2 separate regions of the Homo sapiens genome follow, and region 2 is linked to region 1. A link is an interaction called in ENCODE POLR2A ChIA-PET data of the cell type or tissue named here. Cell type or tissue: CD4-positive, alpha-beta T cell. All regions are shown on one strand.

What was found. Peaks named below come from ENCODE experiments on the same cell type or tissue, not always from the same donor. Only the 100,000 strongest peaks of a DNase experiment are listed, where the experiment ranks them.
Region 2: POLR2A ChIA-PET joins it to region 1 with 17 read pairs; 3 of 35 experiments call an interaction of 5 or more read pairs at or near these places.

Annotation. Positions count from the first base shown.
Region 1 is chr9:20,320,627-20,323,126 of GRCh38, forward strand. No RefSeq gene overlaps it. Among named protein-coding and RNA genes, the nearest start is that of MIR4473, 89 kb to the right of the region's middle. In CD4-positive, alpha-beta T cell, no CTCF peak of the experiment used is centred here; a DNase peak (open chromatin) is centred at 1,315; H3K27ac peaks cover 972 bases.
Region 2 is chr9:20,241,635-20,244,134 of GRCh38, forward strand. It overlaps a transcript of SLC24A2 not described here. Among named protein-coding and RNA genes, the nearest start is that of MIR4473, 170 kb to the right of the region's middle. In CD4-positive, alpha-beta T cell, no CTCF peak of the experiment used is centred here; a DNase peak (open chromatin) is centred at 1,297; H3K4me3 peaks cover 983 bases; H3K27ac peaks cover 701 bases.

The sequences.
Region 1 (2,500 bases):
TACAGATGTATTTTTTAATGTAACCAAATTCCCATCTCACTGCGCAGTAGGAAAAAGTCTACCCACTCCTCACAGTTTCTAGTTCTCCCCTCACAGTGGAGCTCATCAAAAGGCAGAGGACATTGGCTGGGACGTGACCAGGTTTCAGGCAATTTGGGAGTGAAAGGCCAGCAGGCAGCTTTATCTTGAAGACTGTTCAGCTCCACAGGGTGACAGATTCTCCCACCAACCATGTCTCTGTCAGCCTCAGCCCAAGAGAAAATTGAGCTGAATAAGAGAGGTCTCAGTGGAAATTATATTGGAAAGACTCACCATAATGGCTTCCTGAAAAAAATACATAAACAAAACACATTTTTCCATCCAAATTAAACAAGTAGGTCAAGAGGGCAACTTTGCCAAGTGCCACTTACTCCCACCTCCAGCTGGAATTTTCTGGGCATGCCAGCACTGGTGTTACTTGCCGTAGGCAGATTCTCTACCCATACTTACAAAAATCCACACCAGCTACTTCTGATGGAGTTCTTAGCGTGCCTCTTTCAACTGGATTTCTAAACAAGGAACAATGTAATTGGCAGGTAATAACAGGCTAACAGGATTGTCTTAACAGATACTGGTGCCTTTTCAGTTCAGACTTTCACCAGCCAAGAGGTTCTATACAAAAGATCCACACATCAGAGCCATGTGATGAGAGGCCAAAACACTGGAGAGCTGTAACCCTGAATGAAGGAGTCAGGTTTACATATTGATTCAAAAAAAAATTGCTACTCTTATCCCTGTGTGACATCATGCTTTGAATATGATCATTGAAGATGTTACTTGGAGTGCAGCTACCTTGAACCCTCGGTGAAATGAAATGGGATAGAAAGGAGTAAGATTGTTGGGGGCTTTAACTACCGTTCCACACTTTTGAAAGTTAGAAAAACAAAGAGCAACAGCAGCTGCCTCTGTGTTGGTAATCATATTTTCCACCAGCAACTGGCTCCCATTGGTTGGAGCCAATCCTTTGCTGTAACAGAGGATCTAAGCTGCCAAGAGAAGGTCCTCATGTTCAGATAGAGCAATAGAGCGGAGCATTTGAAATGAGGAGCTTCACACCAGTCCCCTGTAGGTCTGAGTGCCTGAGGCTCCCTGCAATGCGTGCACACAGTCATTATGCTGCTCCACAGAAAGAGATGGGAGCTGGATGAGTCCTTCCCTGATGACTTGTATGAGCTAATGATCCTACCGGAAATAGAAAAAAAAAAGAAAAGAAAAAACACTAGTCATGTGATTTCAAGACAGTGACAAAAGCTTAAGCTGAGGTTGCCACAAAAGGTTGTGGGAAGGGGTGTGGTCTATAGGCATGGGTGCAGCCAGGGCTGAGAACGACTAGTTAGCTGAAAACAGCTGCTTTTCTTCACCAAAATATATGGGTGAATAATGCACCCTGTTTTCCAGGGGGATAATGCAAACAAGTGCTCTGTCAAGGTAATTTTTGTATTCCACAGGGATGGCGGGGCCATGTGGGGAACCACAGCTGTGGAGTGGGGATGTAGTATTGCTTAGAGCCAGGTGTGTGGGTCCCAAAGCAGATGTCAGTGCTTAAAATTAGTAGGAATGGGAGAGCCATGCCTAGATCTTTGCTCTGAGATACAGTCGTAGTACCCAAAAAAGAAGTTCCGGTAGTGGGAAATGTAGATTTAGAGCTGGGCTGTTTGACGGGAAGGCAGGGAATGGCTTATGCACCAGCAGAAAGCCAGTTTCCACCTTGCATATCCAGTGAGGTTGCCACAGGGCCATGACCTTCATTCCTGGGGTGCCCTGCCCTCAGCTCATTGGGTGTCTGTGTGGCTAGAGTTTGGTTCTGTGTGAGGAGCAACTTGGAGGGGGGAATGGACTTTAGCTCAATTCAACCAACATGACTGTATATTCACTCGGCATCAGGTACTGGGATTTCAAAAAACTGGACATTGATGTAGCACACTGATAATGGAGCCAAAATCTAAACCACTCTGGAAAATCCAGGGTGACCACTGTACTTAAGTGCCACAAATAGCTATTTTGCATAATCAAAGCTTTGGGCTTGAAGGCTTTGTTCATGCTTTTGCTGCTCACTCATGACCTTTCTCAGGAATTAGTGCTGCCATATGTTGGAGATTTACCTGTATTAGATTTTCACATGCATGAGACTCGATCCTTGGCTTCAACTCAGCAAATGTCTATCTCTCTAGGGCTTCCTATCCAAATCTTTCCAGTCTTTCAAATGCCTGTCTGGGAGAAGAAGAATTTTGGACTTTCAAAACAAAAGCTAAGAAAGGCCTAGTGAGCCCCAGTGGTATGAACCCATCCTGTGCTCATTCGCATTCTACTCAGACTTTCTGCCATAGCAATCTGTTTGTTGTAACCCAACCACACTTCTAGCAAAAGGTAACATTTGGGGACCCTGCTCTAACAAATTTAGAGTAACCCAATTCCATGTTTTCTGCACTGAGCAACATGTACAACTATCACCTTGAAAATT
Region 2 (2,500 bases), 79 kb before region 1:
GCTTACAGCCTTGAGAGAAAATAAAGATAAATTGCCATCTGTCCTAGGAGAGGGGTGTGCCACAGTGCTAAAGGGACCATAAGCGAGTAATCCCAGCCTAAGGCTGAGTAGAGAGGAGTGGGAGGAGGTTGGGGGTGCAAGCCAAACCTGGGAAGATGATCAACCCGGAGTTAGCCAAGCTGAAGGAGCAGGAGGAGCAGAGATGCAAGACAGTATTACAGCTTCTAAAAAACATGGCTGCAACATCAATCGCCACCTTGTTTCACTTCCACCAATGCCTATTCCTCTCTAAAGCAAATCTAGCTGCCACCACTTTTAAAGTTCACCTTTTCATTCTCCTCTAGAATCTTCTTGAAATTCTAATGACCTGCCAGCCTCATTCACCGAAAGCATCTCCTGTTTTGATCATCCTCTCCACCATGCCCATCCTATGGACTAACGCGCCAGCAGGTGCTGGCCCAATATTCTGGCAGCCGCTGGCCAAGCCACAGGAGATTTGACATTCTTTTTCCTGCCCCCCACAGTCCCCAACATTAACTTGACTAAAACACTCCTTTGCCTCAGTCTACCAGTCCATAAAATAAAAGCATGCATTCTGACCATTTAGGTAGAAGAAGACTTGTAAATTACAAAGGCTTGTGGAGTCCTGAGAAATAGGGCTAAAGAAACACTCGCCACTTAAAATAGCTAACTAAAGAGGAAAGACTTCCTACTCGATGCATTACTGGGTTAGTGGGTTGATTTTATCACATCCAAGGTTGAATGCTTCCTATCAATCAACTGCAAACGAGGAAATCCAGAGCTTTGGCTCCAGTAATGTGCTTCATATGTTCAGAATTGTCCTCCAAATCAGCAACTGACTGTAGTGGTCCAATGGGAGAAGACAGCTGTTCCCAAGTCAGGGCCCCAGCTTTCAAGGCTGTGAGTGCAGGGAAGGGCAGGGAGCCATGAGGACACTCCTGAAAATTCCAACTTAAGGTGGATGTGTCGGATTTTATCTTCTCTCACCAGCTCTGACTCCGGGATGCAACACCTGACATGAGAAAGAGCCTCCTCCTAAATAGCTGCGGTTAAAACATCCTAATGCTAATTAAAAACGGAGAGCTTAGCTAAAGTGGAAGGAAACATTGCTCCATTAATGGCTTTGTCATTTGCTAAAACCTTATTTCTTTGCTGCCTTCAATTTGGTTAATTAATCTTTCACTGGTGATCTAGTGCTGTCAGCGAGGCAATCTATGCAAACCACATCTCTAACTCCAGCCTGTTCTTCAGCCTTTGAAAAACTGGGGGGATGGGTGGTGGTTAAATAACCAATCTACAAGCCACTTGCAAAACGAAAAGTTTCATTTCCCGTGCATAAGGTGCCAAGACCTTTCTTCAATAACCCAGCAGTGTTTTATTTCTCAGCTGGTGGAATTTCAAATTAGTAGAGACTTCCGTGGTTTCTTACAGACCTCCTTGGTTACAGACGAAAGGACTCCACACCCACCCCCCATATTGTGGGTGTTTTTACTACTCCTTTTATTGCTAAGCTCGCACTTATATTCTTTTCACTTTCTTTTTGCACAATTTTTAAAAAAATTATAAATTAGCACCTTCATTCCCTTCATGGTTGGCATCTGCTGTATTTCAAGTGAGAATGCATAAAATCCTCTTCTCATGAGACTATCATAATCAGAAAAACACATAAGCAGAATGCTGACATACCAGCTCCTTCATTCTGCTTTTGTGATTCTATTTATGAAATATTTGACACATGCAATGAGGTGTTATTTATAAAAATTTGCAGCATACTAAACAGTATATAATACTGTTTGTGGATACATATATACATGAGTAGTAAAAATATTAAAGCATGTTAGAAAATTATAAGCATCATCCTCAGTATTTGAGGGTATCTTCAATCTGAGATCATTTTACTAGCCAGATTGTAACACGCTTACACATACAGACACACACACTTACATGTACACACACATTTGCTCTCAATTTTGTTATATATATGAACAAAGCATTCTAGAGTTTTATTACCAGCCTAGACAATGTCTTAGAAGACTTTTAATTTTTCCTTTAAAATAAAAGGAAAGCAGAGCAAATGAGATGTGGTCAATGGGGGTGATGCCATATGACCTCACTTTTTGGGGGTGTTTGACTGCCTTCCAGTAGCTTGCCTCCTGGGTCCATTTTTGAGGCAGGCTCTGGCTTGGCTCCAGGCCAGTGTGACAATCAAGGCCTGAGAAGTCTCTTCTTTCTGAGATAATTTCTCAGGTTTCTTTGTTTTATTGGTGGATAGAAGGAGGGACCTCGAGAGGAAGGGAGTGGGGAGGAGGGGGATCAGGCGGAGATTTCTAAACTCAAACAGGAAGTCCGGCTGCTGTCCCAGCCTGTGAAACTGCGCTGGCTTCAGCAGGGCAGCCCATGCAGGATGGCTTAAAGTTAATCCATGGAGTCTGGGCCACTTTGGACTAATTCCTTTGAGAGTCTCCAAGCCTCCAAGGAG